Regions from separate parts of the Homo sapiens genome. Here region 1 is linked to region 2. Evidence: chromatin loops called from intact Hi-C (ENCODE). Cell type or tissue: PC-3. All regions are shown on one strand. Each heading gives the region's core, and the rest is flanking DNA. Links, peaks and the distances in the headings are about the cores only.

Region 1 (11,259 bases), core at 1,661-9,660, 310 kb before region 2:
TTGAATGTCATATAGTTGTAATCATACACTACATAGACTTTTCACACTGGCTTCTTGGACTTAGCAATATACATTTAAGTTTCCTCTGTGTCTTTTCATGGCTTGATAGTTTATTGTTTTTGGTGTTGAATAATATTCCATCCTCTAGATGTATCACAGTTTGTTTATCCATTCACCTACTGAAGGATATCTTGGTTGCTTCCAGGTTTTGGCAATTATGAAGAAAGCTGCTATAAATATCTATGTGCAGATTTTAGTGAGAATTTAAGTTTGCAGCCTATTTAGGGGAACATCAGGAAGTATCATTGTTGGGTGATATGGAAAGTGTTATGCTTAGTTTTGTATGAAACTGCGAAATTTTCTTTCAAAGTGGCTGTACCACTTTATATTCCCACCAGCGATGAGAGTTCCTGTTGCTCCACCATCCTGGTCAGCATTTGGTTTTGTCAGTGTTCTGGATTTTGGCCATTCTAATGAGTATATAGTGGTATAATATTGTAGTTTTAATTTTCATTTCCCTAATGACATGTGATATGAAGCATCTTTTCATATGCTTGTCGGCCATCTGTATATATATCTTCTTTGGTAAGGTGTCTTAAAATCTTTGGCCCTTTTGATTTTTTTAATTTGTTTTGTTTGTTTGTTTGTTTTATGGACAGGGTCTTGCCATATTTTCTAGGCTGGCCTCAAACTCCTGGGCTCAAGCAACTTCTAAATCTCATTCTCTCAAGTAGCTGGGACTACAGGTATGTGCTCCTGCACCTGGTTCCAGCCCATTTTCTATTGGAATTTTTAATTTGTTATTGATGGATTTTAAGAGTTCTTTGTATATCTTGAATAGAAGTCCTTTATTGGCTGTGGTTTTGCAAATGTTTTTTCCAGTTTGCAGCTTGTCTTATTTTCTTGACAGTGTCTTTTTTAACATAGAAGTTTTTAATATTAATGAAGTCTATCTCATCAATTTTTTCTTTCATAGGTTGTGCCTTTGGTGTTGTAACTAAAAAGTCATCCCCATCACCAAAGTCATCTAGGTTTCCTGCTATATTATCTTCTAAGAGTTTTAAAGTTTTGTACTTTACATGTAGGTTTATGATCCATTTTGAAGAATGCTATGGATGGAATGCTTGTGTACCCCAAAATCATATTGAAACATAAATCTCCAATGTAATGGAATTTGAAGATATGTACTTTGGGAAATGATTGCCTCATGAGGATGAAGCCCTTATGATGGGATTAGTGCCCTTATAAGAAGGGAGTCTCTCTCTCTCTCTCTCTCTCTCTCCTCTCTCTCTCTCCACCATGTGAGTATACAGTAAGTTCATATTATGGCAATGAACTTTAGCTTTCTTTTGAGATATAACAAAAAATTAGTAAATTTTGGCACCTGTTTACTCAAGAAGTTGTGTTCAGCAGTAATTATTTAATGAAAAAATCAATTCAGCAAAGTGCATTTTATAGCATATATAATATTTTAGATGATCTAATTGTGAGTCCATCCACTCCTCATAAAGCTATTATCACTCTCCCTAAAATTTCTGCATCCAAGGGATTCATAATATCTATAAACAATCAGAGGAATAAGTAAAGACAGTGCAGCACTGTCAATTTAGATCTAAAAAGCCATTTCCTATGGAAAAAAACTATAATCTCTATCAAATGATTAGTTTGCAAACCATTTCATACTACTTGAGAAAGAAATCTTTAGGATTGTTGGCTATAACTATTTTGAAAACTCTAAAACTTCTTTGAAAATTTTCTCAGCAGGAAACAAATTTATCCTTCCCATCTTTGAAACTGAAAATTCCAAAGTGTAAATATCCTATGTCTTTTGTAAAAGAAATTATTAAATGTCCAAGTGAAAGCAATTCAAATCTCCAAGATAATTCCATTTCTTCCTTCTTCATTGTCATTTTGCCTGTCAATTACTTTATTTACATGAAGCATTGTTTAAAACTTATTGTCATGAGAGAAAGCATTTCTAAAAAGCAACAGAAAATTAGGAGGTACATAGACTGGTAAAAGTGACTTGCTTTTGGGAGGGAGACCGAGTGTCTGGAGTCTTCTGATTTTTAATTTAAAAATCTATGAATCTCTTTAATAATCTTACACAATACCTTTTGTGATTAGTTATCAATTTCTGCCTTGTCCCAATATATAATTTTTGTGAAATGTTACTAATATGACCATGGGCAGCTTAGACGTAAGCTATTCTAAATACTAGTATTACTTAATGTTTTTCATTTATAATAAAATGTTATAAAAATATTTGAGTATATGGATATAATATCAAATACACAGATTTAAGAGATCTATTTGTGGCTGGGCACAGTGGCTCACGCCTGTAATCCCAGCACTTTGGGAGGCCGAGACGGGCGTATCACGAGGTCAGGAGATCGAGACCATCCTGGCTAACACAGTGAAACCCCGCCTCTACTAAAAATACAAAAAATTAACCAGGCATGGTGGCGGGCACCTGTAGTCCCAGCTACTCAGGAGGCTGAGGCAGGACAATGGCATGAACCCGGGAGGCAGAGCTTGCAGTGAGCTGAGATCTCGCCACTGCACTCCAGCCTGGGGGACAGAGGAAGACTCTGTCTCAAAAAAAAAAAAAAAAAAAAAAAAAAAAAAAAAGATCTGTTTGTGATGATGAAGAATCTGCTTATTTCTCAGTTATCTATTTTTATTTACTGCACTTAAAATTTGCCCAACTCTTGACTAGATATTTAGGAAAACATTAACAAACTAAGAAACATTCTGAAATAGGAAACCAGAGAAACGCAGTATTTTGTGATTATGCCATATGAGAAATGGTTGAAGAAGTATGGAGTAATCCTACCAACTCTTCCCAAAAAGCAAAAATAGGATCAATGGATAGAATTTAAAAGGAGACACTTTTTCATATAACATGTAAACATTGAAGTTATATCTCTTCACTAATACCTTAAAAAGCTGTAAATTACCCAATACTAACAATGTTCAAGAACAAGATAAATGACTATTTATTAGAAATGGCACAGGATTAACTCACTGACTAAAGATTGCATTAGGTGACCTCCAGAATACTTCAAAATCCTAAGATGGAATCACTTGTATTATATATAGATATATTCTTACGAATTTTTGGGAGCTCCATTAATGTGCGCTATGCTGAAAAACAAGATTTAGACAAGTATTAATAGGCTATTAAATCATGCCCAAAGGTGTCTTCAAACCACAGGTCTTTCAGGCTTACATTTAATTAAAAATTAAAGGCCATTTTTGGCTATTGAACCTGCTCTTCCATCAGGAAAAACTGAGTAAAAAGTAAAATTATTCACTTCTCTTGTTAAATGTTCAGCATCAGTTAAACTTTTTCATACCACTAACTACTTCCTCCCAAAGTTCTAATTCTAGATACCCATTTTATTTGCATAATACTTTTTGCTTTGAGAACCATTTATGGTAATATTTTTACATTTAGAAAAGCTCAAAGGCCATTATAATTTTAAATGGATTTATAATCTATACATAGAAACACAGTTTTTTTTTTCCTGTCATCTTGTTAAGGTGATATTCAAAAGAGCAAATCTTTATTATGAATGGAGGAATTTGTATTTTTTTGTAGTTTTTATTACAAACCTGACTTCCCAAAATGTGTTCATACCAATGATGTATACTTCGTAGTTAATGTAATATGCTCGTCTGAACTATTACCGATGTTTTATTTGCAAGAGATTATGAAAATGTCAGTAATAATATTTTTAAGAGAATAGCATCAAAAGGGAGCACTCTGAATCTAACAGTTCCAAGAGGATTGTATTGGAAATGTTGTAATTCAATTGTAAATTGCATGTATTAATCTTCTGGGAGCTCAACTGTTGATGGATTGAGGAATAACCAGAGAAAAAAGAATAAAAAATGAATGTAATTCAAAAAGAAAATTATTAGTTCCACAACGATAGGCAGAATTCACAATCTGAGTTTGAGTACAGAAATATCTTTTGTGAAGGGATGTTGAAGGATGCCAGGTGTAGCAAAAATTTGGTCCTATAAACCTTAAAAGGCATCACTAAGATAGCTCTAGTTGAATGAACTATGATTTGACATTCAAGAGGCAATCTACCAAGTAATAACCATGTGAATTTTGCTGAGACAATAACTTCACATGCTTGTGTTCCACTCCCACTCCAACATAGAAGAATTTGGTAACTGTTACCAGCAAGTAGAACAAAAGCTTGGCATTTGCCAAGTAGTTAATTTTTAAAATCATAGAAAGTCCTCATATGGTAGCGAACCAGATTTTAAAAAGAAGAAAAAATGTTAATGAAAATATTCTAAATAAATAAGAAACAGATAATATACTATGCAAGTATTTTTTTAATTACCTTAGTACGCTCTATACATGGTCTAAAATAAGGTTACATATTAGCATTGGAACAAAACATAGTTTCTATGCTCTCTGGCTTAAATTAATTTATGAACAACTTGGAGCAATAGTTAGCAATATTAGGTTTTATAAAATCAGAAAAATTAATTGAATTAATTAAAATTTTGAGTATATAATTAGGAACATAAGACATGTCCCTTCCTTTCAGAAAATGCATAATTTTTCTGAAAAGATAAAGCATATGGGGCCAAAATAAACACTGTTCAGCTAGAAGCAATCTAGGCAACATCTGTAATTAAAGGAGGAAAAAAAGCTGATATTACATTATATAATTTAGCTTAGAAATGAGTCATAATTGCTGTAAGATAAAGTTATTTTTTTGTAATCAAATAGATGCTTTTGGTTATCCCTACGTCTTCATTACTTTTAGAGTTATCTTTAGTCTTTTAGTTAAGATATAACTTTAGTCTTCTAGTTAAGTGATATCTTTAGGTTTTTTATTGCTAATAAATACACAAGGAAGAGAATTACTTTCACATAAAGCAAAGAATAAAACTTTAACTACATACCAAATTCTTTTTGTTTTCAGACAATGACAGTGTATTAGAAATGTAGTTAACGGTTATTCCTGTGAGTGCCAAATGTTTTCTTTTTCAGTGTGGTGAAATTTAGGTTGTTCAAGTACTTTACATACATATCACCAACATAGTTTGACCAGTAGAGGGAGCCATTATCTACATAGTCTAACTTTGAAAATAAAGTATTTTATGATCATGAAAGAAACTATGACAGAAACTTACAGTCAATATATCAATTCCTTTTCTAAATTTAAAATAAACAAACCACCTATATGTGTTTAATGTGTTTTTAGGTTTCAAAACAAATTAAAAATCAAGCTCACTGTAACTTCTTTGGAGGCAATAATGAAACAAATACCTTTTATAATGTGTATATAATTTTTAACCTTTCCTCAAATGTGTTAAATGTCAATAATAGTAAAGTAAGTATATACACAGCTATTATACCAGTATATGCTTCCCTTCACATTATTATTATAGCTGTTTAGCTTCATTGTTTACCAAACCACGTAAGTTCAAACTACCTAACATTAGGTGGCAGATTTATCTATATATCTTCCATATTCTCATTTTGTAGTTAAATGAAAGGCTATGTGTATCTTCTAAAAAAATTGACTTTCTCATTGGATTAAAAAAAGATAGATTTGTATATACTATAAGAGTATAGTAAGAATTCTGTTTTGATAGAGTAGAATTTATTTAATAAACAATTGTTATAAAAAATTATTAAGAAATCTGTTTGCCCATATGTTGACATTTAATAACATCAGTATATTTACAGTTTGTATATTTATTAAAAAGATACTTAAAAAGAATTATACACAAAGACTCATAAAATTATTCACATATTTTTGTGAGTATGTGAATAGCACAGCTTGACACACTTACCCTTCATATTTCTAAACATGACTTAAAATAAGTTTGTGATTAAAAATCTCCACACTCATATTCCAAATGCTCAATTTGCTTCCCATAAATATATATGAATTAACACCTGTATTAATCAAAGAAAAATATTCTGTGACTATTTACCTTTAAATAGTATTTCACCAGAGATTGTAAATGACTCACTTTTTTCACAGTTCTCACTATCCTTACTATTTAACACAGTTCTTACTATCACAGTTGTGAGAGCTTGTTTGTATCAACCTTCATAGTCGACATTAGTAGTTCAGCAAATATTTATTAACACCGACATACACCAAGCACTGAGCTACTAGAGATACAGTTGAGATAACACCTGCCAAAACAAGCTCCCACAACTTCATCTTTAACACAGCTTAGATAGTAAGAAATTAGCTAAACTAGTGTTCCTTGGTAAGGGAGGTGTCCATATCCTTGCCACTCAAAGTGTGTTCCACTAAGCAGCAGCACTGGCCTCTCCTGGGAGCTTGTTAACAATTCTAGAGTCTCAGGCCCTATGCCAGAGCTACTGAACCTAAATCTGCATTTTAATAAGATCCCCCAGGTCCCGGTACTTCAAAAACACATTACATTTTGGAAAGCACAGGAAAGCACACACCACCTCTTTGCAAAGATTTCCCCATGACACAGGCTACCTCTAAACTTCTAGTTTCTCTAGGAATAATAAATATTTGTAACTTTGAAATTGGGTAGTTTTCAAAAACTACAAGAAAGTTTTCTAGATCTTAGTTGTTCTGTCAGTCCCAAGGAATTCTACTATAAATCACGACTTGAGGGTGGGACCTGTTATGTAGTTTTATGTGCTAGATTTAATTTTAAAACCACCGAGTTCATGTCCTTTGCAGGGACATGAGTGAAGCTGGAAACCATCATTCTCAGCAAACTAACACAGGAACAGAAAACCAAACACCGCATGCTCTCACTCATAAGTGGGAGTTGAACAATGAGAACGCATGGATACAGGGAGGGGAACATCACACACTGGGGCCTGCTGGGGAGGTGGGGGGCAAGGGCAGGGAGAGCATTAGGACAAATACCTAATGCATGTGGGGATCAAAACCTAGCTGATGGGTTGATGGGTGTAGCAAACCACCTTGGCACATGTACACCTATGTAACAAACCTGTATGTTCTGCACATGTATCCCAGAACTCAAAGTATAATTAAAAAAAAAAAAAAAACCGAGCAGCTATGTATTCGTTATTTTATCTTTTTCAATGGAAAAAAAATTAGATGCAGAAGTGCATCTAAGACTACTATCCACATATTTCTTTTCATGCTTTCCCCGTCATGTATCTCCAAAACTTTTCAATGTAAGCAATCACTGTAACATAAGCAGTGTTTACAATAGTGATGCAATACAAAGTTAAACTATACTGGTAGTGATAAGAAACTTCACGTCACCCAGTATATAAACTTTGAGATAACAAAGATGAGAATGAGTTAAATGTCACTGGCTGCTCCTTATGAACAGAGGAGGCAATTCAGCCTGTGGAATACTGTGATTACTTGTTATCCACAAACCTGCACTCATAGCTCTGCTGACAGCGTAATCATCCTCATATTCAGCAATTTTTGGTGCTGTTTATACTTGGCCAAATTATATCTTCAATGTCCTGAGCAATCTCACCTTTATTATTACATGAAATGGACGGACATAAGAGCAACGGAAGCTTATCCCCCTGCACGGAGCTGCCTTTTTGTCACTTACAATGTGAGAGATAACCTCAAACAATCCACATCCCTCCTAAAGCATCATATCTTATATGGAATAGAGTAGAGGGGAGATAGTAGAATAAATGTAGTTGTCTGTGTGTGTGTGTGTGTGTGTGCACGAACACAACTAATGTTCTCTGTTTCCCTGTCTTTTCATCATTATCCCAATCTCAGTGAATCAGTGTCATGTCATTGAAGAGATGGAAGAAATCTGCTGCTTTATGACAGATGCAGAAACAAATTCAATGAAGTGAGGCTAGGAAACTTGCTTACAGTTTAAGCTTAGTTTGCTACAGGACTCATTCAAAATAAAGGTTCATCAAGTGCCCCTTTCTTCCACACTCACCTCCAAGACTTCTGATATAGTTTGGCTGTGTGTCCCTGCCCAAATCTCATATTGAAATGTAATCCCCAATGTTGGCCTGGTGGGAGGTGTTTGGATCATGGAGGTGTGTTTCTCATGAATGGTTTAACACCATCCTACTTGGTACTGTCCTTGCGATAGTAAGTTTGTTCCCATAAGATCTGGTGATCTAAAATTGTGTAGCACCTCTCTGCTTGCTCTGTTGCTCCTGCTCTGGCCATGTGATGTGCCTGCTCCTCTTGCCTTCCATCATGAAGCCAAGCAGATGCCAGTATCTTGCTTCCTGTAAAGCCTGCAGAACCATGAGCCACTTAAACCTCTTTTCTTTATAAATTACCCAGTTTCCAGTATTTCTTTATAGCAATGCGAGAGCGGACTAACACAACTACATTTTTTAAATATGTAGATTTTATTTTTCCTTCAAGGCAGCCCTTTTAAACTGTCTTTGACATTGGGAGGATGGGGAAAATGCTCCACACATTAGGCACTGTGGGCATGTAAGACTAATTTGATTGAGTAAGTAGTTATTAAGCATCTATGCTGTTTACTGGTAAGATACATAGATGAGAAAGCTCTTCACCGCTCCTCACAGAGCTGACATGTATGCTCAGGCTAAGGGTTGTGAGCAGGCTGCACAAACCGACCAATTCTCTCTGGTAGGAGGTTACAGTAGCCTGTCATCAAACCCTAGTGGGAGAATGTACCTCTTTCTCCGTTATCCTTCACACTTATACCTACAGCACTGCACACACCCCTAGGAATTACACATTATCTGGGAACATAAATAGGTTTACCTGACTTAAATGTGGTTCCTTGGAAAATAACAGATCAAGGTCCTGTGCTGACATGAAAATTTGCTTGAATTTGAGAGGAACAGATGAGGGAGCCATTTAAATTTTGAGCACAGTATTGTGTTGTTTAAATTCCATCATTAATCAGCTGTTTTTATCAAACATGACCGTAAGTTTATACACTCTATTTTGCCAGGCATTGTGTTTTGCAAAAATTAAAAAAAAATGACCTCAGCAATTTAAGATGTATGTATTATTTGGAAAAACTTGTTATAAAACTGCAAATTAAAAATCTAATTTTTGGATCTTTGATCTCATTTATTTTTCCCTGTTGATAAAATGATCAGTAGCGTGCATCAGCTTCCCACTCAAACCTACACGTGAATCCTACTGTTTTTGAAAGAACATAAAATTATAATTCGGATCAAGAAAAATCGTAATCCTCTTATTATATCATTTTCTTCTTTCAACAAAATCAAATAGAAAGAGGATGGGAAGAAGATTGGCATTATTAGGGATTTTTATCTCTTAAAGTGCTTTAGCACATGCTGAAGAGATTCCAGTATCTTTAACTAAAATTCCATTGTTTTAAATCATTCAGATGTTCACATGGAGAATAAAGCACAGATCGTTTTAACACTTAGAGCAAAGGATGAGTATTTGGCTATACAGGTGAAAGAAAAGACAATTAATAAAGAAAAAAATGACAGAAAAGGGGTTGCTGATGCACTGAACAAAATATATTTTAAATATCAGCAGTGCACATGTACATAGCAATAGTATAGAATTTCATTTTTGATGCCACCATTATTGCTGAAGAAGTCCATTCTCACTTGAAATACTGCTTCAGCCCACTGACTGGCCATCCTCCCACAAGACTCTCCCTAGTTAAACCCATCTGATGAATTGCCACAAAATGTTCTCCCTAAGAACATAATCTGCTATGTAACTCCTGGTTTTAAAATGCTGCTTCTCTGTTGCTTGTCTTTGGAATTAAATCCCACTTTAACCTAGGCTTCCACATCATTGTCATTTGCAACTTTGCTGCAGCTTCTGTTTCAAGCTCCATCTCTCCCTTCCCATTTCCCCAAGACCTGCTGCTCTCTGAAAGGTATAACAGGGGCTCCCAATATTTTAGGTTTCCCAAATGAGCTGGGCATCATTTAAACCCGTGGATGCTTTACTCTGTACCTGGAATGCTCTTTCTCCCCTTTCTCACATAGCAAACTCCTCCTAGTTTTCTGTGCAAACCTCACTTGGAAGCAAACGAGTGAGAAAGGTAACACAGCCTCAACTCTTCAAGTCAAACTTAACTTTATGTTGTATAATTTGCAACATCTGTTCATATATCTGGAATAGTGACTATAAAGTGGTATTATAATAATCTGTCAGTTTTTTATTCTATTTATTACACCAAATTGGAGGCAGGCCATGGCTTACATACTTTTCCATTTCTAATTTTCATTACTGAATACAGTATTAGGCATCTGGTTGTTTCTCCATTAGTAATTGCTCAGGGGAAAGTGAATGAATGACTCTAATCTGATTGGAAAAGCACATTCATAAAATTAAGCAGTTCACTCTTTTCCAATGTATTAGCATAAAATTTTGTCACTCAATTTATACTTCAAATTTTATTTAAAGGCACTACAATTGGCGTTTATTGGCTGTTTCTCATGTATGGTATTTATTCTTCCTTTTGACTGAGAATAGTGTTATTAAAATGCCTTCTTTCCATTTAGATCCCTACTAGAGTATTAGTGGGATTTTTTCTGCTATTGAAAAATAAATAAAAGTCACATTTAGCTCTTAGATCTCTATATAACTTTCTACAGTATTTTGCACAATTATGATTAGTAGGACACTATTGGAACCATAAAATATCCTGTTGTAGCTTTCAAAACTGGTATACTTGAAGTATGTTATAAAGTTATCATCTTGCACCAAGTACTTCAGAAATTACAAATTAAATTAATTGAGATTATATGGTTTTAACCTCCTTCTTCTGTGTGCTGTTATGGTTAATATATGATCTCAATGTACTTTGTGATGGCCTGTTGATTCAGCCTTGTAATAACAGGGAGTATTAAACCTGTGGTTCATTAAAGATGAATATAGATTTCAGAAAACCAGGTAATCTATGTTGTTTTTGTTCTCTGGAAACTATGATTCACCTATGTGACATAAACCCAGGTTAAAATTGCTTAGAAATTATCTGCACAAAACCACTCTATACCTTATAGGATATTACGGCTACAAGTAATCTGTAGCCAGAGAGCTACCACAGTGGGATACAGTTTCTATAGTATACTACAGTGGAATACTGTATCCCACTCTAGTAGTTCTCTGGCTAACACCACTCCCTTCAGATGTTTTTGGACAGATGTGACCCCACTTCCACTGGTATAGTACAATGTTCAGTAGTAACGTTGAAAGGAGACATTCCTTTTTTCTTCTCAATGTTGAGGTGGGAGGAGTGTTTAATACTTCACCATTAGCTATGATGAGCCTTGTAGATTTT
Region 2 (11,259 bases), core at 1,815-9,814:
ATGACTTGATTTTATTTCCCATTCTATGCTCAGCATTTAGGACATGTTTGCAAATAGTAGATTTTTAATAAATACTTCTTGAATAATGGATGAATTGATCCAGTTATAGCAGATCCGAGACAAATATTTTCAAGTCATTAAAGAGCAAACAAAGGTAATTAACTATTTTTTTAGACAACCAACCTAAAGAAAAATATAAACCCAATCACAGATACTTGTATATGTAATAAAATAATCTTAGTTATTAAAAGATTCTATTTTCGGCCGGGCGCGGTGGCTCACGCCTGTAATCCCAGCACTTTGGGAGGCCGAGGCGGGCGGATCACGAGGTCAGGAGATCGAGACCATCCTGGCTAACACGGTGAAACCCCGTCTCTACTAAAAATACAAAAAATTAGCCGGGCGAGGTGGTGGGCGCCTGTAGTCCCAGCTACTTGGGAGGCTGAGGCAGGAGAATGGCGTGAACCCCAGGAGGCGGAGCCTGCAGTGAGCCGAGATTGCGCCACTGCACTCCAGCCTGGGCGACAGCGAGACTCCGTCTCAAAAAAAAAAAAAAAAAAAAAAAAAAGATTCTATTTTCTTATTAATATAAATAGTTTAAAGCATTAATTTTCTCAATCAATGATAAGCAAACTTATTTTATCGTTAGGACTTCGTGTTCTGCTGAGGATCTAATATTTATTTTTAGGTCATTTAATGATCGTTATTAATTTATACAATGACATAAAACCAGATATATTACAAATATATTATTTAATTTTATGTTGGTCCTTGGTATGAGCATAAAAACTCTTTATACGAACATTGAGAAAATCTCCCACCTATGCAGTAAATATCCATATTAGCATCAGATGGTAATATTATGTTAAAAAAATAGGAATTATTATTTTTTTTTTAGTGGTCTTGATATGTGATCCTGTAGAAAAATAAAGTGGTAGCTTGGTCAAAACATTGTAAAGCTCTGCAGGATATAGACTCCTATCCAAAAGACACAAAACAAATTATTATAATATGAGAATAAAGATATTCAGTATTAATCTATTTAATGGGGTTTAATTCACAATTTCCTCAAATCATTTGAACCTGGAACTTTTTTACTTTCCTAAAGCAAATTGATATACCATGGACTTAAAATTCTATTGAACATACATAAATATGTTATTGATTTGTTTGGTACATTGAGAATTTTGTGTTCAATATAAAATTCAAGAAATAGATGTATGAGAAAATTATTTTAGAGGAGAATGTGTCATCAATATCGTATTTAGGGAATCATAAATTTTGTAACATTTAGCATCTTATCATGGAGACTGTGAATTTGTCAATATGTTATTTAATAATGATATGGACAGGAAACAGGGAAATACTGGGTAGAAGAGGGCACTTCCCTGGCAGAGGCCCCACCCTCAAGCCTGGAAACTCAGGCCTGAAATGCCTAAATGGAAACAGACATTCCTGTTTTCTTGCCCCAAAGTTGCCTTTTGGCCCGCCACGCCCCCTTATCTTGTACCCATATAAACCCCAGACCCTGGGCTCCTGCGCCTGCCCATCTGTGTGCTCCCCATCCCATAAGGGTTTTGAGCACACACAGTGGCCTAAGAGAGGAGCCATACCGCTGTCGCACGACCTGCAAGTGGGGTCAGGGAACTCTTGCTTTCAGTAACATATATAACAGTTTCTGAGTAACTTTTTACAAGGAAAAGAAAGTTATATCATTTCTGAGTGGATGTGCATCAAGTCAAATTTGTGCTCACATATATGTGCAGACAAAGAATATATCAATATTTAGCAAGAGAAGTCTGTCTAGAAGCTGGTACTGAATAGTTTTCTAGACTTCTTTTTTCACAAGCAAATAAGCTATATATAATCAAACTTAATAAATTTATTAATTTTACTGAGGGTAGAGTTGATAACCAATTTTTTAAGTACTCAGCAAGAATCAGAAATTTGAAAAAGGAGCTACTCAAATCTTGGCTAAAAAACTGCGTTTAGCCAGGCGCGGTGGCTCACCCCTGTAATCCCAGCACTTTGGGAGGCTGAGGCAGGTGGATCACCTGTGGTCGGGAGTTTGCTGAGGCAGGTGGATCACCTGTGGTCGGGAGTTTGAGACCAGCCTGACCAACATGGAGAAACCCCATCTCTACTCAAAATACAAAAATCAGCCGGGCGTGGTGGTGCATGTCTCAGGAGGCTGAGGCAGGAGAATCGCTTGAACCCAGGAGGCGGAGGTTGCAGTGAGCCCAGATATGGCCACTGCACTCCAGCCTGGGCAACAAGAATGAAACTCCACCTCAAAAAAACAAAAACAAAAACAAAAACAAACAAACAAACAAAACTCTGTTTAACGTGGAAAAAAAGTTCTCCCAGTCATATATATTCAAGTGAATATTGTTTTCTCAAAATAGTACCCCAGGCTGACCATAGACTCGTTCAAATTTCACTGCTCTGCTGATCATGCTCAGTAGTGAAGAGTTTTCATTTTTTGAAAATAATTTGGTAGTAAAAGTTTGGAGATTACAAACAATGGAATTTACTTTGTCTCAGAACTCTAAGCCATTTTAAAGGCAATTCCCCCCAAAAGGATGTAAAAATGTGGCTTGAATAACAGTATTTTAACAGTGCTACTCTCCCACAGTGAGTAAGCTAACACCTACTTGGATATTTAAATTATGTTGTAGCCCTCAATCAAACATATCATGAGTTTGGAATTATGTTTCTTGCATATATGTACAACCTCTATCTACATTCACAGGCATTTCTCTTCCTAAAACTAAAAGATGATGTTGTAAACCTCCAAGGACTTTAAATGATTCCTTGTTACCACTCAGATATCATAGAAAGAGTCTAGTGCAGCGTGCAGCAGAATTTCCCAAGCAGGGGCATCTGCAAACTAAATCACAGGGAATTCAAGACTTCTCTATCATATTTTATAAATATTTTGTTTTCACTTTGATATAATCTACAAGATTTAATATATCTGGATCTTCTGAATGATTGCTCATACAGCCAAAAGCCAACTGACAAAGAAGTTCATTGCTTGAGTTTGTTAAAATCACACTGACACCTTATTGAACTATTATAACTTGCAGATTAACCAATAAAAGAAAAGTGGTGACTCCATATAGAAAAAAATCCATTCTTGCCTAGAAAGAACAAATAATAACACTACGTGGTTTACTAGCAACCATGTAGTAGTTTAAATCAGTATGTGACAGATGTTGAGCTAAAAAGAACATGCTCAAAGAAGCCAAGTTTTTATGCATGCTTCAAGCATTGGTTACGTTTAAGCAAAACATATTCATCATATCAAATGTATGTTGATTATAGGCATGTAAGCGTTTTATACAAATGTACACTTGTGTGGATCCTATAAACATATAAGGGCTGTAAGCTTGAGAGATGTTCAACTAGGTTTATGCTTGCACATATTTAATAGTGTATATAAAATTAATCAGAAATAAAAATAATTTGTCCAAGTAGGGAACTCCTGAGAATATTTTTCTTTTATTTATTTATTTAAAAACTTGTACACATTTATAGGGTACATGAGAAATTTTGTTACATGTATGTGATGCTTTTTTCTGTTAAAATGGATCTCTATATTACCTTAATTAAGGAACTATGTCATGTACTATTAACAGAGCTGTCCAATGAGAAATCACTAACACCATGTCTAAAAGGCACTGAAATATGGCTAGGCAGAATCTAGATGTGCTATAAATAGAAATTACAATCAGGTTTCAAAGACTGAATTCAAAAACAGTGCAATTTGTTTCATTAATAATTTGTGTATTGACTATGTTGAAATGATAACATTTTGGGAATATTGGGTGAATAAAATATATTCTTAAAATTAATTTACTAGTAATTTTTACCTTTTAAGTGTGGCTTCTAGAAAACATATACCTGTGTGGTTTGCATTACATTTCAATTGGGCAGCATTGCTTACAGTTATCTCCAGCCTCTGTGTCAAATGTACACCTTACTCCAGTTACAGCAAACTTTAGGTCATCTTGAACATACCATTGTGTTTTATTTTCATTCCTCTGTGTTTTTGCACTGGCCCTCATATCTTCTGTTTTTCAAGAAGCCCTGCTAATTCTTCATTACCTAACTCAAAAGCTAATATCTTAATGAAAACTCTGATTTGTTCCAAGGTAGAAATTTTCAGAGCTCCTCTGACCCTTATGCATTTCTATAATTCAGCACCTGTCACAACTGTCACTCTTTCTACATGCTTCTTCCCTGTCGAGATGTTGAAGATAAGGTATTGTTTTCATTAGCTTTTCATTCACAGGCTTTAGCACACAGCAAATGTTTGGTAGACATTTGTTGAATGAATTATTAATTATTACTTTAAATCAACAAATATTTACAGCTGAAAGTGTATACTTTATATTGATGTATAACTCTGATGTCTACTGGGTTATCTTTGCCCTTCAGATCTCTGAAAGGTAGGCTAAATCTGAAAAAGTTTACAACCCTCTTTATTAGAGATATGAATTCTCATGTTGCCTAGATTTTTGATGTTCTGCTTTGTATTATCCCACTTAACACTGCCTCTCTTTTCTATGAATGCTATTTCTATTCCTCATTTTGTCTATACATGGAATTTACTCAATTTCCTAAATTTCAAAAAAAAAAAAAAAAACCACACACACATACAAAATCACACAAAGCACTTGTGTTTGCCATACATCTTCTCTGGGTCTTAGATCAATGAAATGAGTTTAGAATACAAAAATAAAACAGCTTTAAAAGAAAAATCAGAAATAACCACTTAAACATCTTTTTAGGTATTCCAACACTGGAATATATATATATATATATATTTAAATTTTTCCCCACATAGAGTCCCAATCGTGTATCTTTTCTTTTTTGCTCCTCATATCCCTTCTCTCTAAAACTATTTTCTCCTTCCTTTCACTCTTAAACATCCAGGTATTTTCTTTGACTTTTTTAGACATTTATTTTTAATTCCTGACCTTACTTTCAAGCTCAGCTCAGATGTGTCATAACTATCAAGAGAATGCAAAGAATAGAAAGATATTTTATGTATCTCTAATCATCATTTACTGGATGCACATACTCCTGTTTCAGAATAGGAAGTTTTGTACTCTACAACACATAGATGGTTAATATTATTCTTTTGTTGTTGTTGAATTTAAAACATTGTAATGAATTCAGCATTTGTAAAAACAATTGCCTAGAAAGAATACTGTAAATTTTTATATTCTTTTCCTGGATTCTAAAACTAATTGCTATATTCAATTTAATGTTTTATGGGATAAATGTGAACTGTCCCAGATTTAGATTTTCTACCAGTCTGCAAAGTATTTAAAGTTTTTGCCAACTGGCAAATATACTACTAAATAGTAAGCAAATTTTGGTAAGTGAATCGGTAACAGGGTAAAATAGTAGCTATTTTCATAAAGTAATTGGCATAACAAATTCTAGAACCTCAACACATAAATAAGTTTTCAGGTTCAACATAAAATAATCAAGAGTTTAAAAGAACAAATAAATACTTTGATTACCTCCACTTAGTGTTAACTATATATTTAGAACAGATAAATATAACATTTATTTAGAGGAAATTAAACATCTGTTATTCTATTGCAAAGTAATTGCTCTCAAGAAAAATATATGTGTGTATATATATTTAAAGCAATTTTTAATTTTACTCCATTCTGTGGAGCATCAGAATTAACTCAATTTTATTTTTATTATTTATTTTTGAGATACAGGGTCTCACTCTGTCACCCTGGATGGAGTGCAGTGGCAGGAACATGGCTCACTGAAGCCTCAACTTCCTTAGCTAAAGTAATCCTCCCACTTCAGCCTCCCAAGTAGCTGGGACTACAAGCACACACCACCATACCTGGCTAATTTTTTAAATATTCTGTAGAGAAATGGTCTTGCTCTGTGGCCCAAACTAGTCTCAAACTCCTAGGTTCAAGAAACCATCCTGCCTCAGCCTCCCAAAGTTCTGAAATTACAGGCATGAGCCACTGCACCTGGTCTAATCCAATTTTATTTTAAAGTGTGTGATTCACTAGTGCTATCCAACAGTAATGTGGGGCTTCACTAAGTCAAGAGCAGTAGCCAAGACGCTTCAAAGGGAAAAAAAGTATTTATGATATATTTAGAGGATAGAGTCAACATAGCATTAAAGTGAACTGGATGTGGAACTTGAAGGATGACTCATCAAAAGATGAGTCTCACCTTTTGAGGTGCATACAAATAAAAGATACATTTACAGATATGAAAGGCAGGAAACATTATCTCTATTTTACATGAAAATTAGAAAGTGAAGTCATGTGTTTTGAGACATGAAGGATCTGGTGGAACAGGGTGTCTTAGTCAGCTCAGTCTGCTATAACAAAATATCGTAGCCTGGGTGGCTGAAACAACAGAAATTTGTATCTCACAGTTCTGGAGGGTTGGAAGTGCAAGATCAAGGTGTTAGCCAGTTTGGTTCCTATGAGAACTATCTTCCTGCCTTGCCAATGGCTGCCTTTTTACTATGTCCTTACATGGCAGAGATACAGAAAGAGCTCTGATCTCTTACTTTTCTTATAAGGACACTGATCCATGGGGGCGCCCATATAATGGCTTCCTCTAAACTGAATTACCACTCAAAGTGTCCACTTCTAATGTTATCACATTGGGGATTAGGGCTTCAACACATACATTTTTGGGGGAAGCAAGTATTCAGTCCATAACACGGAGTAAACATTTAGAACAGCAATTGTTAGGAATTTTGGAGAAAGCTCAGCCTAGATAATTTTGGAATGACCACAAAATGGTGCTAAGTATCCACTTGAGGTTGCAGGCCATAGTTCCTCAGTGGCAACAATAAGCACATTCTTGAGGTCTTTTCCAGAAGTGTTCATGGGACAAAGATATTTTAGCTGAATAGATTTTTAGAATAGGTATGACAAAACGAGTAAGTGGAAAGTAATTGAGAGTTGAAAATGATAGGACTTGAAAAATGCATACTGTTTTAATATCAATATTTATTTATTTACCCTGATAGAAAATACAAGTTTTCTGGATTAGAAAAATTCCAATTATTTACTCGTGTAACAATCTTAGCTCTGATATCCCATGCCCAAGTTCCTCAAGGGACACACAGTGAGGATCAGACAGTACCTTGTATACATGGTTTGTACAAAATTATCTTCTGACCTAAGCATAGAACTTGAGTTAATGTTTGTTAAGCAGTTATTTGCAATCTTATATTAATTTCCTCAACATTCCAATTCATTTGTAAGCAAGTACTCAGAAGAGATAAAAGAATGGTAGACATTCGTTTTGAAGACACCGTAGAAAGCATCTCCACACGCAGCAGATCTGTGGCTGTGGGCAATGAGGAGGGCTCTGAGAGGACGCTGGGGTCCGGATTAGGAGGAGCACGGAGACCTCTCTCAGGTCGGGTTTGTCTCACAGCCTTGGACAGATATTTAACTAAAAATCAAAGAAACTGGAGAAACCGCTACTATTTTACTATTTTTCCTCCTTCCTTTCTCCTTGAGCTTCACTTGCTCTTTCTTTTCCCTTATTTTTTGCTTCACCCCCCTTTTTTTTTTTCTTCTGAGATGGAGTCTCGCTCTGTCCCCAGGCTGGAGTGCAGTGGTGCGATCTCAGCTCACTGCAAGCTCCGCCTCCCGGGTTCACGCCATTCTCCTGCCTCAGCCTCCCGAGTAGCTGGGACTTCAAGCACCCGCCACTGCGCCAGGCTAATTTTTTGTATTTTTTTTTTTTTTTTTTGAGACGGAGTCTCGCTGTGTCTCCCAGGTTGGAGTGCGGTGGCGCAATCTCGGCTCACTGCAAGCTCCGCCTCCCGGGTTCACGCCATTCTCCTGCCTCAGCCTCCCAAGTAGCTGGGACTACAGGCGCCCGCCAACACGCCCGGCTAATTTTTTGTATTTTTAGTAGAAACGGGGTTTCACCGTGTTAGCCAAGATGGTCTCGATCTCCTGACCTCGTGATCCGCCCGCCTCGGCCTCCCAAAGTGCTGGGATTACAGGCGTGAGCCACCGCGCCCGGCCAATTTTTTGTATTTTTAGTAGAGACGGGGTTTCACCATATTGGCCAGGATGGTCTCGATCTGCGGACCTTGTGATCCGCCTGCCTCGGCCTCCCAAAGTGCTGAAATTACAGGCGTGAACCACCGCGCCCGGCCTCCTCCTTTTTTTTTTTCTTTTCTTTTTTTTTTTTTAACTTTTCTCATTTTCTTCCTTCTCTTTTCCAGAACATTGCTGACCACCTCCCATAAAAAAGGGAGAGTTGTGTTTGACCTTTTCAGCCTGTTCTGGTCCAAGGAGTAATATGCTTCTCAGAGGTTCTCTACATGCTCTATTTAAAAATCTATATTTCCAGTAACTGCTGATTGGCCTTAATTCATGTGACCCTATGCTGAGATATTGGTCAGTAGGTGGAAGAAGACTGAAGTGTTATGACGTGGTTCCTAATTTATTACTGAGTCCCAGTTTAAGTGAATGATAGTGCAAGTGGCAGTGTTGGAACCTTAATAATTAATTCTGTAAGGCGAATTCCTCTAGATTACTCATCTGTATTAATTCTTCTTTTGGCAATTGAGTTTCTGATACTAATATACAACCTTGAATCACATTTCTTTTCATTGAGATCCTTACCCCTACTTTAATCCATATTGCAGAACAGGCAGCTGTGTATTTATTCAGTCTACTCAGAACATGACTCATCTAAACAATGCTGCAATGATCATTGAAATGGGAAATAAAACAAAATGTACATTGGCATGCAATAAAATATCCAATACTCTTCCCCAAAAATCTTGTTGAAAACTTAAATGTTTAAGGTTTTTTTTGTCTTTAAGTAAAAGTTTTTTTCTTTCTTTCTTTTTTTTTTTAATGTTTACTTGAGAAAAAGAGAAAAAGACCCCAAAATGAATGGACTTAAAACAGTAAAACTCATCCAACTTAGGGTTTTAAGTTTGGATTATTAAATTTTGGTATATGTTTCATTTGATTTTTTTAGTACTTCCTATTTAATCAAGTAACAAGATGTCCTCAAATTTTCATTGTAAAAACAGGGCATATGAAATTTGAAGAAAAAATGAGTTTCTGAAACTATTTTAATTTTTTTTTTTTTTTGGTGTCATTTTAGTTCAAGTTTTGGGCAGAGATTCAGGCCAGTTCTTATTTTATCCAAACTAGTGCATCCCTAATCATAATGCTAGCAACCAGCTGTGTTGATTCACTTGCATTTGGTACATGTTTTATTGGGTTGCAGAGAAAAAGAACTTAATTTTATTATGTGCTCAAACAAGGGTACTTTTTAAGTCAAAAACAACACAGGGCCATCTTTTATTTTTGCCACACTTCTTATGACAGTAATTAATAATCACATTATTTGCATCTTTTACGTTAGTCCATAACTAATTTGAAATAAACATTTTTCCTTACTAGAATATAAAATGTCTTTAATCTGTTTTATTATTTAATAATTTAAAATATCAAATCAACAGCCTCTTCCTTAAGTTATTGGTTAGAAGAATATGTTGAAAGATGCCCAAAATGACATTATATCCTATTATAAAGTCATCTGTCCTGTTATTTTTATTTATGTGCGTTCAAGAAAAGATAATGAAAATGTGGAAATTGACGACATAAGAGTTCACATATATAAACACACACACATGCAGGTACACACACACCATTCAGCATTAGTTAAGTATCAATTTGTTTCCACATTATTGAAAAGAGACATCACTTTCAAATTGACTTTATACATAAATTCAGCTGACTTTGATTCATTTATAAATAAAATGTAAAGTAGAGTCAGCTAAATAACTGGCAGTATCTCAGAATATTTTACCTCACCATGTTATTTTAAGATACAATTTTAAATATGTGTGACTATGGACAAATTACCTGCTCAATTAGGTGCCCCATGCACACATCATATTTGAGACTAACTCCAATTAAATTCTAATTAAATGCAATAAAATTATATTGTGTTCTTCAGATACCCCAAAATTGCAAATTAGGTAAACTGCTTCTAAAAATAAATGCAAATATGTATATAGGTGAGGGTTTCCATGATATAATCTAAATAAACTGGAAAGCCTATTAAGTTAGAATCTATACTTTGTAGTACTTCAAAATTTCCTATATTATATTCATAACAAAGTTATTTTAATTACCTTGATATATAGGACTAGTCTGCATAAAATATTGTGTTCCTCCAGAATTGTTTTATGTAAACACATTTCTGAAACATCAGCGAATACATATTATATTTCCATTTTATTTTTATGATAACAAAAGCATGCATACCTGTTTGATAAGCAAATGATACATATTGTATAATGCATAATTCAGCATTTTAATATCAAAATAAGACTTTACATGATGCAACTAGGACTCAGAATCTGAGAATATAAAATAATAAAAACAGTCTATATTGTTACTGAGCAGTCTCAAACTGTAAAATTATTCATTTCTTGTCAAATTACTAACATATTAAATAAAACAATATTAAGAAAACAGTTTTGTCCGTGCATGTAAATAATTCTAATTCCTTTTCTCTTCACATTTTTCAAATCTCAGTCCTAGGAATCTGTGGTCAGTGAAGGGCAATTCCAGCAGGTGGAGTAATAGTAAAGGAAATACTCTGTGTGACTATAACTCTCTGCTTCTGTTGTCATCTTGGGCAAAAATTAGCATAAATCAGATGAGGTTAATATAGAATAGAAGCAAAAAGCATAAGTATAGATAAACACATTGCTTTGCATGGTAAATGTATTGCTGTAGAACAGAAACATACTCCCTTTAGTCTTCAATTTTCTCTGTATTTTTCCTGTGCACTTTCAAAAGTTTCCTGGAGAACTTGCGTTTAATACAAAAGTCTGAGAGACTAGCTCATTATCGGCAGCACCAAATTTGACAGAGAGCTCCTGTGTAATGTGTTGGGGGAAATCAGAAAGGACAGGCTCAGGCAAATTCAACGTTGGTATTAGGGTCGTTTGAGACTTCAGAGAGAGGCTTTTCTAATAAGGTCATGGCCTTGCCATCTCACACTAGTTTAGCCTGGTCAGAGCTTTCACTGTCCTGTGCAGAAGCATGACAGAGAGCTCTTTGCCAAGGAGAGGGGAGAGAGAGACACACACACACACACAGAGGATGGATGTTCTCTATGCATCTAATTCTGTTTCTCCTAGGAATCATATTGAGCTTAACCAGAAGTTTACTTACCAAGCAAATATAGATA

Evidence for each region. A loop is a pair of places that touch in the nucleus more often than their neighbours do. Peaks named below come from ENCODE experiments on the same cell type or tissue, not always from the same donor. Only the 100,000 strongest peaks of a DNase experiment are listed, where the experiment ranks them.
Region 1: it touches region 2 in a loop (7-fold over the local background); 2 of 110 quality-filtered maps call a loop at or near these places.

The regions. Positions count from the first base shown.
Region 1 is chr3:86,557,386-86,568,644 of GRCh38, reverse strand. No RefSeq gene overlaps it. Among named protein-coding and RNA genes, the nearest start is that of LINC02070, 81 kb to the right of the region's middle. In PC-3, for the core only: a CTCF peak has its summit at 5,095 (motif pointing right); a DNase peak (open chromatin) is centred at 5,064; H3K27me3 peaks cover 553 bases.
Region 2 is chr3:86,244,941-86,256,199 of GRCh38, reverse strand. The region is part of intron 2 of LOC102723364 (a long non-coding RNA gene); the gene reads left to right. Among named protein-coding and RNA genes, the nearest start is that of LINC02070, 230 kb to the left of the region's middle. In PC-3, for the core only: no CTCF peak of the experiment used is centred there; no DNase peak of the experiment used is centred there.